Linked DNA regions of Mus musculus: region 1 is linked to region 2. Evidence: chromatin contacts called from ENCODE Hi-C or POLR2A ChIA-PET data. All regions are on one chromosome and are shown on one strand. Each heading gives the region's core, a stretch centred on a gene start or an enhancer-like site at or near the end of the contact. The rest is flanking DNA. Distances are from core to core; before and after follow the strand shown.

Evidence for each region. Hi-C counts contacts between places; a loop is a spot of excess contacts on that map. ChIA-PET counts read pairs that join two places held with the same protein, here RNA polymerase II (POLR2A).
Region 1: POLR2A ChIA-PET joins it to region 2 with 17 read pairs in Patski. The contact joins the promoter of Lrrc56 here to the promoter of Phrf1 in region 2. A Hi-C loop is called at or near these places in 1 of 37 maps with a recorded cell type or tissue (left cerebral cortex). POLR2A ChIA-PET finds 5 or more read pairs at or near these places in 5 of 5 experiments (Patski and embryonic stem cell).

What each region holds. Positions count from the first base shown.
Region 1 is chr7:141,192,299-141,199,822 of GRCm38, forward strand. Lrrc56 (leucine rich repeat containing 56) reads left to right here and starts at 1,832. Exons shown (of 13, transcript NM_001172064.1): 1 at 1,832-2,319; 2 at 3,610-3,680; 3 at 4,684-4,871; 4 at 5,976-6,063; 5 at 7,481-7,524. The coding sequence starts at 4,695. It overlaps Hras (Harvey rat sarcoma virus oncogene), which reads right to left and starts at 1,706. Exons shown (of 5, transcript NM_001130443.1): 1 at 1,542-1,706; 2 at 532-683; 3 at 144-322. The coding sequence starts at 642.
Region 2 is chr7:141,222,898-141,230,253 of GRCm38, forward strand. It overlaps Phrf1 (PHD and ring finger domains 1), which reads left to right and starts at 5,891. Exons shown (of 18, transcript NM_001081118.1): 1 at 5,891-5,994. It overlaps Gm51460, which reads right to left and starts at 6,719. Exons shown (of 1, transcript XM_030243134.1): 1 at 5,309-6,719. The coding sequence starts at 6,314. The coding sequence ends at 5,826.

The sequences.
Region 1 (7,524 bases), core at 582-3,081, 35 kb before region 2:
GGATGGGGTGGATATGAGCCAGCTAGCAGGCTGCAGGCATGACTGTGTCCAGGACATTCAAAAAAAGACATAAAGCCTCAGTGTGCACACGGAACCTTCCTCACGTGTGCCACGGGCTCACGGGCTAGCCATAGGTGGCTCACCTGTACTGATGGATGTCCTCGAAGGACTTGGTGTTGTTGATGGCAAATACACAGAGGAAGCCCTCCCCTGTGCGCATGTACTGGTCCCGCATGGCACTATACTCTTCTTGACCTGCTGTGTCTAAGATGTCCAGTAGACATGTCTCCCCATCAATGACCACCTGTTTCCGGTAGGAGTCCTGCAAAACAACACGGCTTAGTGGGGGTGGGGGGTGGGGGTGGGGTCTCACCTCTCCTCAGACCAGAGAATCCACAGAACCAGCCTACACCCTTGCACCTCTCATACCCTGATGGATCATACCCCATAACACCTACAAGACCTGGGCTGTTTGGTCATTTACCCATGACCACTGCCACAGCCCACCTCTGGCAGGTAGGCAGAGCTCACCTCTATAGTGGGATCATACTCGTCCACAAAGTGGTTCTGGATCAGCTGGATGGTCAGGGCACTCTTTCCCACGCCTCCAGCGCCCACCACCACAAGCTTGTATTCTGTCATAGCTTCTACAGCGGCTGCCAATCCAGGAGCTCCTGCCCCACCTGCCAATGAGAAGCACACTTAGCCAAGGCCCTTGCCACTTGAGACGGCTAATAGATGCCTGACCCAAGGGCCCTCTCCAGCATTGAGCAGGCAGGCCTGCCAGTGGCCCAGTTGATCACCTGTGGCACCTTCAGCTTGAAAAGGGAGGACCCCACCCCCACCCCCCAACCTCCTCAAACAGCACTTAATGGCTGTGTGAGGAAGCAGGGAGAGGCCCCCAAGGCAGGGCTGACAGCTGAGAGCTTCTCCCAACCACGCACCCAAATTAGAAGTCGCTAGGTAGGCAGAAACCCTCAACTGGAGGCGCCTGAGGGCTGAGGCCACCCCCCAAAAAACAGGTCCTGCCACGGCGGCCTCGGCGTGCCCAGGCAGGCCAATGCCAGCCTACAACCGGCTCTGGCCCGCCGGCATGTGGGTGCAACCTACAACTATTTACTGAGCGCCTACTGCATGCCAGGCGCGGTCCCGGCAGCGGGGGGAGGGTGGCTGGAGAAGGACCCTGCCCTCCACTAAGACAAACCTTCCACAAGGGGCCAGGGAGCTTTCACAGAGGGGGGGAAAAACGGCTGAGGGTGTGGGAAGCAGGTGACTACAGGAACGCGAGGGATGGCTGGGAGCAGAAGGCCCTGGTTGGGGCCCAACGCGGGTGTCCTTGTGGCCCCGAGGCCCGAGCGTGATGGCCGCGGGGCGCAGAGTCTCCGGAGGCCCGGGCGGCGCCTCGCTGGGAGGACGGCCACAGGCAGAGCGAGTCCGGCCGCAGAGGCGGGCAGCCGGACGCTAGGCACGCTGCCGGGCCGAGAGGAGCAAGGAAGCACCGATCACCTGCGCCCCGCGCCCCACCCCGTGCCCGCACTCACCGCTTGCTGGCGCGACTGCCCCCGGGGCCGGGGCCGGGGCCGGGGCAGGGCGGGGGCGCGGACGGGCGCCGGCTGGGCCCGCGCATGAGCTCCGTCCGCGGCGGGTGCGGCTCGGGCTGCGGGCGCCGGGAGCGGACGGCGGGGACTTGGCCGGGCCCGCGCTCGCCCCGCCCCGCTCCGCCCCACGCCCGTCCGTCAACTCGAGGCGGCCCGTGATTGGTCGAACTCCTCCGCACCGCGACCTGTTGTGGTTGGCTGAGCAACCCATCCGTCAGAAGCCGAAGCTGGGCGGGGCTTCCTGGAGCCGCGGGGAAGGCAGTGCCGGAACTTGGGTCCTGCACTCAACAGTGATGTCTAGTGCCTAGGTGCAGAAGAGACAGACCGAGACCGTGCTTACGAGCCCGGGATTTCTCCGGAGAGAAACTGGTGCACGCTCGGGTTGCGTTGAGGACCTACTACAGAGCCTCCACCCTGCAGCCTCACCAAAGGCCCAAAGGCCCACGAGTGGAAAGGTCATCCCGACCGGGTATTGGTGTCGGGGACAGTCAGCACCGCGGACGCGGAATAACAGAGGAAGACAGAGTTCGCCGGAACCCCTAGCTGCCTGTTCTCGTAGGTCGAGGTGGAGCAAAGGCTCCATCCTGGGGCAGCGTCGGCCCATCACACCGCGCTCTTCGTGTTTTGGAGAAGACCCCCCTACCGCTCTCAAACTCGAGGTCCCAACACTGCAGAAGCTCATACTGCGTCCATTTGAAGAACGACCCCGAAAGTCAGAAAAGTTGGTATTGGGGCGAAATGAAGTGTTCCACCCACTCAAGCAAGTAGGGTACATCTGTGTCAGACGCAAATGACATGTTTTCAACACTTTTTGAAATTTCAAAGAAACGAATAAGCACGTCCTCAGAAAAACTCAGGCTTTTACTCAGGTCGTGCAGGCCTGGGGTTGCACGCTCACCCCGGTCGCCGCCCGGGGTGCAAGCTCGGCTTGTTCTATTCATCTAGCAGGCAGATAACCGAGAGCTGGCCAGAAGCCTCTCACGGACGGCTCTCTGAACCACCGTGAGTGCCTTCACTGCGTTCAGCCGTCCGGCTTGTCTCTTACTCTAGGGAGCATTTCCACCGGATCTGCCGCGTGTCCCGGCAACCGTTGCTAGGGGGCGGGGCTCATCTTACCGAAGCCCCGGATGCCCGCGGCTCACGAATATTTGGGTATTCAAATGAGCCCCGCCCCCGTTGCCATGGCGCCAGGCCTGCAACCCCATCGCGGTGGTAAAAATAATAATTAAAAAAAAAAGCCCTCACCTGAGAGAGCGACCGCCGCGGTGGAGGGGCCTAGTGCTGCGCCCCAAGTCTTGGGCACTCTGGCCCACCCCTCAGGTGAGAGCCTAGCACCTCCTCTCCATGTCCTTTGTGCTAGGGGGATCCTGGGCGACCCACGTCTGTGGGACAAGACATACAGGACAGAGTAAGCAATAAGTCATGAAGTGCAGTGGAAGGGGATCACTCTAACTAGAGAAATGTATCTGGGAACGGCAGGAAGTACAGGAGTTAGGGGTCGGCCAAACCTGCATGGAGGCCACGGAGGAGGACTAAGAAGAAAGGATATACTTAATGTTCTGAACAGAGTTCTTACCTTAGCCATTGTCTCTTGAGTATAAGATCTAGGGCCAAACACAGACCTCTGTATCTTTAAGGAGAAACAGTTTATGCACTTCCTACCAGAGGTGTAGAGGCACCTGAAAAAAAAGTATGGGAAGGAGTGCCTGCAGGAGAGGCGGGCCCACAGATGATTGACAAGAGCATTCCCAGGCTCCCCTCTGGGAGTAGAAGTAGGACTTGGATCATGTCTTTATTTGCATTGGGTGACCAAGAGGGACCCTGGCTGAATCCTCATTGTAGAAGCTTTATCCTCCATTAGAATGGTTACAGGGAGTTCAGGGCCAGGCCTCCACCTAACATCTCCCCCATTCTTGTACCTGCTTGTTTCTGGATACTGTGACCTTGGCCAGCTCAGGTACCACAGAGTACAGTGATCTAACCAGGAAGCTAATCTAATTCTCTTTTACAGGTGTTACATGTAGACACATGTGGCCCCCTTGCCCGGATGTTTGACCTACAGCAGGAGCCGGCTACCTTCAGGTACTTAGTCAGAAGACTGTGTGGATGGTTGGAGGTAATGCCTGCTATCTTGATCCTAAACTTAGACTCATGAAACCATTAATGAAGGCAGATCCACAACCATTGTCAGGGGCAGCTCAGGGAACTGTCAGTAGCCACTTGCTGCTGGTCACTACAGGCATCTTGTACAGTATCCCTAGCCTCACAGCCTTTTAAAAAAATCTTTATCTTATAAGCGTGTGTGTGTGTGTGTCTGTGTGTGTGTGTGTGTGTGTGTGTGTATGTGGAGCCACCCATCATGGATGCTAGGAATCAAACATAGGTCCTCTGTAAAAGGAGCAAGTGCTCTAAACCACTGAGCTAGCTTTCCAGCCTCAACTCACAGCCTTTGTGATGCCCCCAGACAGCAAAGCTTGGAGCTTGGAGCCGGTGCTCATTGTGTGGACAGTGTGGGAAACAAATATAGAACCAGGGGCCAAGGAGATAGCTCAGACAGCAAATTGATTGCTTTGTCTACATGAAGACCTGAGCTTGATCCCCAAAATTATCATACAAAATGCCAGGCATGGTAGTGTGAGCTTATAATCCCAGCACTGTGGAGACAAAGCTTAGCTTACTTGGTGAGTCCCAGGCCAGTGAGAAACCTTATCTCAAAAGAAGAAGATGGCACCCCAGGAATGGCACCCAAAGTTGTTCTCTGGCCTCCACATACACACACACACACACACACACACACACAAATTGTAAAATGGATACATACATCTCTTTTTAAAAATAGAGAAGCAAAGGGACGGTATCAGCCAAATTGGAAAAAAAAAAAAAACTGAACAGAAGCTAGGGCGGGGTATGTGTGCTATCCAGTTATCTAGACCACTGACATTGCCTGGGGCCCCTCAGAGCAGGTCCAATCAGGCTGGGAAATGGGAGGCTGATGGAAGATCAGAGTTAATGTCATGGCTTTGTGGGCCATTGTTGTGAACTAGAATCTTGTAAAGGAGACTTGGCCCTCTGCTTCTCTTAACAGGTTGGACTTGGATGGACCCAGCCTGGGATGGATCCCAGGGGTCTCGACCAGGCACAGCTAGTATCCGGGTACGGGAGCTGAGCTGGCAGGGCCTAAACAACCCCCACCCACAAAACAAGAGACTGGGCAGCCATGGGGATATCCATAGGGAGCGGTGGGTGGAGGAGCGCCTATCCCCTGCTCGACTGGTAAGTGATTGGGGCCTGAGGCTCTGCCATGGGTCTGCATGAAGTGACATCTTGGTACCCTTTCTGCCTATATCTAGCTTTCCCTCCACTAGTTCTCCCTGCCTTTCTACCCTTAGAGTCCCTGCCAGTAACCCCCAAGTGACAGACGCAAGCATCCCCAGGCATTATCACAAATGGCACTGTTGGGCCAGGATTCCATAACTATTGGCTGAGGCCTGTACTCAAGCTGACAAGAAGTCCTTTACTCAAGAACTAATATTGCAACAGGGAGGACAAAGAGGTGGCATAATGGGATGCTGGGAGGGCAACTGGGGTCCATGGCCCCCTACCAAGGCTAGAGTTCCTGTCTCCTCTCAACCTGCCTGAGGCAGGGTCTGACCTTGGTACACTGACTACATTGGCAGCAGGTAAAGCCTTTCCTCCAAATCTAGTGTGAGAGCCCATTGGTTCACCTCATCCCTGAGTCTAAGGCTTTATAGAGTCCACCTGGGTGCCACTGATGCTCTCAGTACTTAAGAGTTTGCAACTTATGCATAGTGGGCAACCACGAAGGAGAGAATCTTGATGGATGCTATCACCCAGGACCTCCTCAGAATAACTGGTTAGCCTGCTAGGCCAGAGCCTGCATGTGCTCCCCAAGGTATCCACTGGTGCTGTAGCGTGCGTGGCCCAGTTCTAAGAGACCATGGCAGCATTTCACACACACGAGTGTCTTGTCTAGTCCATCTACAAGAACAGACAGACCAGTAGGCCCCCATGCCTTGACTTCCAGCATGAGTGTTTTTGTATGTCCTCTGGCCCAGTATGCAGCGGCTGGATGCTGCTCAGCAGGCCTCTGGGCTCCAGCTGCATTGTTGGGTCTGTTCTGAAGATCTCATCTGGAGACTGGCACCCCAAGTACAGGCCCTTCCCTGGCAGCACTCCTTCCCTGATAGTCAAACAGTTACAGTCTCTGCTCACATCATGCCCACCAGCCAAACTCTTATGGAAAGCCCAACTTGGATGAGGTGGAGGTGGCCTCCACCTGCTCCAGTAGGCACCTTTACAGAGTCCTCAGCCAAGAGCATGGAGAGAACCTGGAGTGACACCTGATGATTTCTGCAGCAGGCCCTGGCCCAGGTAGATGACCTCCAACTGGTGAGGGTGCTGGAGATGTGTGTGGACACCCGTAAGAACAGCCTGGGGAACTTCGGTGAGAGCCGCTGGTCACACCCATGCCCCTATGACTGTCACAGCTAGACCTTTCGATGAGCCAATTGTATTTCCTGGTTGTAAATGAAAAGCTAGCAAACACCTTGGGCAGCATGTCTTTTTCCTTAAGATTGGATTTTAGAACTAAGCTCCATACTCAGCTTAGAAGTTTTAGCCTGGGGTCTATATTCTTAAATGGCTTTCCAGGGGGACCACACCGAACACCAGTACCAGGATGGCAAAATAGCAAAGGTACGATGCCCCCATGCAAAGTAGTCCCAGACCTTATTTGGAAATGATTTGGAATTTATACACACAGTGTACAAATGTTATATCTATCCCTCATGTACCCTTTCTCTGAATCCCCTTCTGTAATTACCACGGAGCTCTTGGCATTCTCTCTCTCTTTCACAGCTTTGATGGACTCTCTCTCTCTCTCTCTCTCTCTCTCTCTCTCTCTCTCTCTCTCTCAGCTTTGATGGAGCACGCTCGCATCCCTGAAAACCATGTTTTTTAATCCGTTTGGGATATGGTTCCTCACGTTCATTAATGCTTTAGTGCCCACTTCCTACAGAGAACATTATCTTGAGTACTCTCAGTATAAAGAGCCAAGTCTGAAAAGAATACTGATAGAGCGCTCTTATCTATGTCACCGACCTTGTTCAGATTTCACCAAAACCATGTCAACAGGAAAGATTCTTGTGCATTTTGTTTGCTTTTCTCTGATTACAAGTGAAGTTAAACACTCGCCATCCTGGTTAGCTTGGCTTTCAGTTTTGCATATAAGTTGTTTGACAGCTCTGTGTAGGATCTCTGTGCACCCATGAGATCAAGGGATACCTGCTCTTCCTTGGGACCTTATAGGCTACCCTACACCCCTCTTTTCATCTTTCAGGGATTCTGCCTCTCAGAGGGCCAGGGTCCCACCCTAAGAAGCTTTGGAAAGAGGAGCCTTCTGGGGTTTAGGCTGTGCAGGGCTCTGGCAGGGCGTTCCCGAGACTTGTTATCTTACCTGCTGCACAGTGAAAGCTCTGTTTTGGGTCGGGGGGGGGGGGGGCGTACTTCAAGTCCTAGGAGTCAGTGAGGAGGATGCTCAGGGTTCACCTCACCCGTGCCAGCCTGGCTCCAATTGAAGCCAAGTCCTTGCCAGTGTGCACCTTCTGCACCATTTCACCTGTGCTAGCCTATACATGGGTGAAAGGGCTTGCAGTCAGTCCTACACGGTGAAGGAGAGATGGTTCAGAGTACCTTCAGAGGACCCACAGATTTAGTCTCCCTGTGAGCCAGAAGAGGCCATGGGCCTGTGAACAGCCTCTCAGATGTTGATGCCTCTTGGGAGTATGGGGAGCAGAAGACACTGCAGAGAGCTGGGCAGGGTTGCTGGGGCCAGGCCAACCTCTTCTTCCTCTGGTCCACAGGATTGTACCTCCCTAACCTGATCCAACTGAAGCTGAACCACAGC
Region 2 (7,356 bases), core at 4,641-7,140:
CCTCCTGCCCCTCAATCCCTCTCCCCTGCTTCTTTGACCTCCACATATCCTGAATCTTATAAAGTCTGGGCTGGAGCCAGCCAGCTGCCAAAAACTCAGCCTACGCAGCAAAGCACTAAGGCCCTAAGCCAAATCCATATGCAGAATGTTGGGCATTGTGGCCACATAGGGATGTAGCACAGAGAAGCCAGGCGCTGACTCGGTTTCTACAGAGGGTCAGAAATTGAAAAATCAAGCTGGAAGTCCTGATGGACGCTTGTTAAAACAACAGAGAGATTATACCCCTATAACCTTGAATAGAGGCAGGAACAGGAGGATATGATGCAAGTTTCAGGCCAGCCTTCTGAGAGAAAGACAGAGAAAGAGAAAGGCTTGAATCATGAGAACCCTGAAGGAACTCCTAGGAATGAATTATTGGGACGTCTGAGAAGGTTCACATCTTGAAGGTAAGGCCTAGGTTCAGAGGAAAGACGTCAGGGATTAGGGAGATATAGGGAGAAACTTAGCTCGTTCCTGCCTTTGCTAGGATGTTTCCCACCTGCATCTCAGAACTTCCCATCTGAAAAGCAACCCTTACTGCCCTGTGTCACCGGTGGGTATTATGGTACTGTACAAACGTCTGTCCAAATCCTATTATGGACTATAATTGTGACTTTGCAGAAGTCTTCCAAGTGCCAAAATTAAAAGTGTATAGCTGTAGCTGAAGGGATCAATTGAGCTCACTCACTTCTCTCTCTCTCTCTCTTTGGTTTTTTGAGACAGGGTTTCTCTGTGTAGTCCTGGCTGTCCTGGAACTCACTTTGTAGACCAGGCTGGCCTCGAACTCAGAAATCTGCCTGCCTTTGCCTCCCAAGTGCTGGGATTAAAGGCGCTCGCCACCACCGCCCAGCTCACTCACTTCTCTTTAGAGGACCCAGCACTCACAGAGTGGCTGAGAATTATAACTCTAATTTTAATTCTAATTTTAGGGGATACAATACACTCTTCTGGCTTCTGTGGGGATCTAGCACATACATGGTTCACAGAAAAACTTGAAGGCAAACACAGGCGCGTGCGCGCACACAAAGCGAGAGAGAGAGAGAGAGAGAGAGAGAGAGAGAGAGAGAGAGAGAGGAGAGAGAGCATGCAAGGCTGAGAATGGATAGTTGAGGCTATTATGATTTAACTGGCAGGCCCTAAAGACAGTGTTGGCTATAAATGGCTATAGAGAGACCACAGGCACAGGAAAAAAGTCCATGAAGAAATATAATGCTGCCAAAGCCAAGGGAAACCTGGAGTCCCCAACTGAGAAAGGCGGGAAAGATTCCTCCATACCTATGTAGAAAGCATGACCCTCTTGACCTGGCTTAAATAATTCTGACATCTGGTGCCCAGAACTATGAAAGGATAAATTCTGTCCCTTTAAGCCACCCAATTTGTAGTAAAAGAATACAATGGCCTTGCCTGCAGCTCCCTTAGCTCCTTTCATTCTTACCCATGTCACCTTCATTGCTAAGCTTGCTTCAGCTTCTTTTGGGAATCTCTTGACTGGCCGGCATTATTCTTCTCCTCTTTTATGTTTTGTTTTTTGGGTTTCTTTTTGTTTTTCCCCTTTTGGTTTTGTGAGACAGAATTTCTCTGTGTAACAGCTCTGTCCTGGAACTATCATTGTAGACCAAGCTAGCCTGGAAACTCACAGAGATCTGCCTGCCTCTGCCTCCTGGGTACTGGGATTAAAGGCATGAGCCACCACCATCTGGCACTGTTTGGCATTCTTTTTTTTTTTTTAATTTTTTTTTTTAAGATTTATTTATTTATTATATGTGAGTACATTGTAGCTGTCTTCAGACACACCAGAAGAGGGAGTCAGATCTTGTTACGGATGGTTGTGAGCCACCATGTGGTTGCTGGAATTTGAACTCTGGACCTTCGGAAGAGCAGTCGGGTGCTCTTACCCACTGAGCCATCTCTCCAGCCCCGTTTGGCATTCTTATTGCTAGGTATCAGGTAGGGCAGAAGACAATGTCTAGGCTCAGTGTGGACCCAGCTCTGTATTACTCACTGTTCAGATAATGGGGAAGGAGCTAAACCCTCCGGAAGAGGCTGGACAGAATAAAGGGAGTGCATAGCTTAGTTACACCCTTCTATACATGCCAAGAACACGTATGTCATTTCTATATCTGTACTACTGCTAGACATGATTGGTTGATACTTGCATTACTTGCACTTTACAGGTAGAGGCAGAAGGATTAGGAGTTCAAGGCTATCCTTAGCTATATAGCATGTTTAAGGCCTGCTTGGACTACAAGAGGCCCTATGTCAAAACAACAACAACAACAAAAGGTACTACCTATGTTGGTTTTGGCCTGGTTTGGCAATGGGCAGCTTCCTGCCAGCACCTTTCCTCCCACACTTGATAAGCATGGGTTGATGTGGCTGTATAGGTTGTGTACTGCTCAAAGATGCTGAGGAAGAGTTTTTCGTGTGTCGCTGTGGACCTGTTTGTTTATTATACAAGTTTTTCCTTTTTCGGTAGCTTCCTCCCACATTAAAGGCAGCTACAGAGGAAGGTAGGTAGAAGGGGCCGGCTTTCGTCTATGGGGGCTTCAGGTTTGTTAGGAGCTGCTAGTCTTTCTCCTTCCCAAGGGATTCAGTGGGTGTTGACAGGTATTCCCCTATCTGATGCTCGTCACCAGGTAGGCACTGTTTGTGCAGATGAACCAATGTATGTAGAGATACAAGCTGCAAGGGGAGAATCGGTATTTGCTTCAGAGTGAGGGTGATCTTCCAGGCCCCCCCCCTTATCATGCTGAACCCCAAATAAAGCTTTCTCCCTGTATTCACTAGACCAGTATTCACAGTGGCCCCTGCAGCAAGCATGACCAACATCCATCTCTATCTTACAACAAAGGATGCTGTGGTGGCTCTTCCTGGTTGTCAACTTGACTCTATTTGGAATGAACTACAATCCAGAATTGGAAGGCTCACCAGTGACCCTTATCTGGAGGCTGGGAGACAGAAGTTTCTGATCTGGATCTTGGTATGGAGATCTTGAGGCATAGTGGCTATGGATTCCAGAAGATTAAATATCCGGATTCAAGGTCATCTGGGATTAAAGGTGTGGTGGAACACACCTTTAATCTGGCCTATACCTTCTGCTGGAGAGACCATATAAGGACATTGGAAGAAGGGAGTCTCGCTCTTGCTCCTTTGCCTGCTTGCCATGTGGGACTGAGTAACTGCTAGATCCTTGGACTTCCGTTCACAGCTGCTACTGAACCATTGTTGGGAATTGGGCTGCACTGTAAGTCATCAATAAATTCCTTTACTATATAGAGACTATCCCTAAATTCTGTGACTCTAGAGAGAGATCCCTGACTAATATAGATACTAAGTCACAAAGAGGATGGGGAGCTAACCTCAAGCTACACAAGTGATGGTCTAAAGTACCTGAGTCTAGATCCTCCTCCATCTGCATGCAATTGAATGGTTCACAGAAAAGGGAGGACAGGACGTGTTCCAAGGGAACTGTTTCTGACACCGTCCTTTTTTCTTTACTTCCAAGCAGTAACAATATTTTTAAAGTTATTAGTTCTGTGTTTGTATGTGGGCATATACACAAGAGCAGGTGCCCTCAGAGGCCAGAGGCATTGAATCTCTTGGAGCTGGAGTTGAAGACGGTTGAGAGCCACCATGCGGGTGCTGGGGATTGAACTCTGGTTCTCTGGAAGAGTAGCAACCACCTCTCTAAACCCACCATTAGGAATATTGATAATTTTCCTTTTTTTTAAAAAAAGACTTATTGTGTATACCTAATTCTGTCTGCATGTATGTCTACAGGCCAGAAGAGGGCGCCATATCTCATTATAGATGGTTGTGAGTCAACTTGTGGTTGCTGGGAATCGAACTCAGGACCTCTGGAAGAGCAGCCAATGCTCTTAACCTCTGAACCATCTTTCAGCCACAATATTTCTCCTTTTTAAACTCCTTTAAATTTCCTCTTCTTAGCTAATTCTACTTATCGTTCTCTTCCCAGCAAATCAGCGAATTTACTGCATAGTTACCATGCTGGCCTTTCCTGTTCAGTCTTCTGAGTTTCTCTATACTTCCTCCAAGACTGATACTCTCAGAGTCTCAGATGGGCCTTACTCCCAGCCCCATCGTTTTTGAGTTAAGAGTCTCATGTAGTCTAGACTGTTTTTGAACTCCCTGTGTATGCAAGGATGACCTTCTATATAATCTTGCCTATGCTTCCATATCTAATTTATTTTGTGCCAGGGATGAACCCATGGCTCTGGGCATGCCAGTCAAGCACCCCTCCATCTTAACCACCCCCCTGCTCCCAGGTCCTTTCTTTCCTTTGAGACAAAGAGGGTCTCTTTGTAGCTCTGGCTGTTCTGGAACTTGCTATGTGCTCCAGGCTAGCCTTGAACTCACACTGGTCCGCCTGTCTCTTCTGAGAGTAAAGGTTATGTCACCCTGTCCAGCCCCAGATCCCTTCTTGATGTATGTGTTTGCTTCTCCTTTTCTTGTTTTCTTCAGTACCCTACCCTTGAGTTTCTTTGTAGAATCTGGACTTTTTAGCACTGAAAGTCCCAGGTTCCAAAGCTGGTCCCCACTACCACCACATTTTATCTCCAAGGCAGCCTTTTGTCCTCTGCTCTCTGGGGATAACCCTAGCTTTCCCTCTTCTAAGTAGACTCCTATCTCCTCATCTTCATATTCTTCCTTCCCTCTCCTCCCTGCCCCTCTCATCCAGTTTCTCAGTAAATCTACAGTCTGTCTTCTCCTCCTTTCTTTTTCTTTTCTTTTCTTTTCTTTTTTTTTTTTTCTTTCTTTCTTTCTTTCTTTCTTTCTTTCTTTCTTTCTTTCCTTTTTTTTTTTTGTTGTTGTTCTTGTTGTTTTCGAGACAGGGTTTCTCTGTATAGCCCTGGCTGTCCTGGAACTCACTCTGAAGACCAGGCTGGCCTTGAACTCAGAAACCCGCCTGCCTGCCTCTGCATCCCAAGTGCTGGGATTAAAAGCGTGCACCACCACTGCCCGGCTACAGTCTGTCTTCTATTCCTATCAAAAGCCATCCCTTCTGAGCCACAGTGGTCCCTGGACCACAAAATGGGCAGTTGAGTCCAGTGAGCCATGATTGCCACCTGTTTAGTACCTCAGTGTCCTCTGATCCCCTCAGCCTCTAGGTCAGTCTCAGTTTTGTGGGTCTGAATTTTCCCTGAGTCCTCTCATGGTTCTTCCCCTAATCCTATTATGCTCCATACTTTGACCCCTCTCACCAGGCCTTTATGCGTACTAGGCAAGAAAGTGTCCTACTGCCAGGCGGTAACCTCTAGTTCTGTTCTTTCTATTAATTATCTGTGCCATACAATTAAGTTCTTCACGGTGTTCACAAGTTACTGTGCCTCTCCTCGCCGGGCTGAAGGGGACGGAGGAGCTCGTATATACAGGATCCATCATGATTAACTGCATACTGGAAGGGAACCTGAAGACCCAGGGGACATCCTGAAGCTTTTCTCTAGCGCTCCTCCAGCCGCGGGCTGCAGTTAAGTCCAGCCACCAGGAGGAGGCGCTCACGGGAGGGCGGGACGGTTGTGGGCGGAGACGTGGTCCCGGGGCCGCTCCCATTCATCGCGGCGGATGGGGAGTCGGACTGTACCAACTGCATGGAGGTGAGACCCACAGCCTGGTTTAGTGCACTGGTGAGAGCTCGGACAGCACACGCTCAGCAAAACACTGCTCTCCTCTGACAGTACTTGTGATGGGCTAGTCGGTGTTCTGAGAGGAAGGGGACGCGCTAACGTCTCGTCATCCTCCGCCGCGAGTTCCTCCCCGTTTTGGCCTTAGTAGTTTCCACCAACGGGCAGGGCAGAAAGTTCCGGAAGAGTATGGGTGCACTTCCGGGTCGGGGAGCGCGCGGCGACGGCGGCGGCGGCTGACCGGCCTACTTGCGGTCGTGTTCGGACAGAGGCGGGATCGTCTAGGAGCGTCCGGGAGGCGCGAGGTTCCCGGGTACGTGCGGTAGCCGCTCTGGCCCGGTGTCCCTGTCGCGTCCGGCCGCGCGGGCCACCTATGGTGGCCGTACGCTTTGTCTGTGGCCTTCCGGGCCGGCTAGGCCTACGTCGCTCTGGCCGCGGGTCGGTCCGGAGGACGAGAGGGTGGCTGAGGCCTCGAGCTGAGCCCCGGAACGTCCGGCTGCGACCGGGAGGCCCATGGGCGTGGTGCCGGCCACCTGTCTGGTCATGCGGGAACCTGGACTGGTGCATAAGAAAGGTGTGACCCCTAGCTACCTGGTTTTCTGTCCTGATGGCCCTCGCCCTGGCCAGCACCATCTGAACTTGCCCAAATTGTGCTTGATGTCGCGATTATCGTTTTCCTTAGTTCGAGGAGCCCTCCCAGCATTCTCGAGTAGGCACCACTGTCGGAGCTTTACAGCCATAGTTCGGAGAGGTAAAGTCACTTGTCAGTGTTACATCGCTGCAGAGTGGCAGAGCCAACATTGCTTTCAAACCTGTCTTCCTGTCTTGTGTTTGAACCCCGGGTTGCTCCCATCGTGTCTTGAAAGGAGTACTCTGCAACAGAAAACAGTAACGTGTCTGGCGACTGTCATCTTGGCCAGTGGTTGGAAGCACAGTTGGAGTTTGAGATTGACTTGCAGCTCGGCATTCCTCCTTTCTCCCCATAGACCACTCTATACTCATTCCTCTGGGAAGAATGCTGAGTGAAAAGGGCAACCTGTGGCGTCACTCAGCACTGAGAGAAAGCCAAGACTTGTGTGAGTGAGGTTCACAGAGTTCCTTATAGCTCCTCTTTTCTGAAAACTGGGACCATGACCGAGGTCCCCGTCATGAATGGGCCAAAGCTCTGTGTCTATCTCAGTCTGCATTTTCTAATATCAGAGACGGTGTGTTTCAGCAGGAGTCTGTGGCAAATTCTCTGAGCACCAGGTAGACGTAAGATAGTTTATCAGAACTCTTCTCCCTTTACTGTTCCCAGGCAGGAGCAACATGTGACAATTGACATTCCTTAAGTTATGCCCTCTGTGTTTAGAGACCATCAGCTCTTCTCCTGGCCTTTGACCTCTTGGAGAAGGGTTTCGCCCTTCCCTGTGGCTTTGAGTGGATAGCCTGTGTGTTCTTGAGGCCGATGGACCTCTAGGATCTGGGGCCCCTGATCTTGAGCCCTATTTTTCAGCTTTCTTATGCTGTTTTGTTTTGTTTTGTTTTTCTCTGACTGTGGACATTAGGTTTGGTGGGAAGCATAGGGTACCACAGGATAGGCTAGTGAGTTTTTGAATGAATTTTCTGTGAAAGGGGCTTCCTCTGGAAGTAACTGGGAAAGTTAGGTGGCACAGAGGAGTAAAGACCACATATA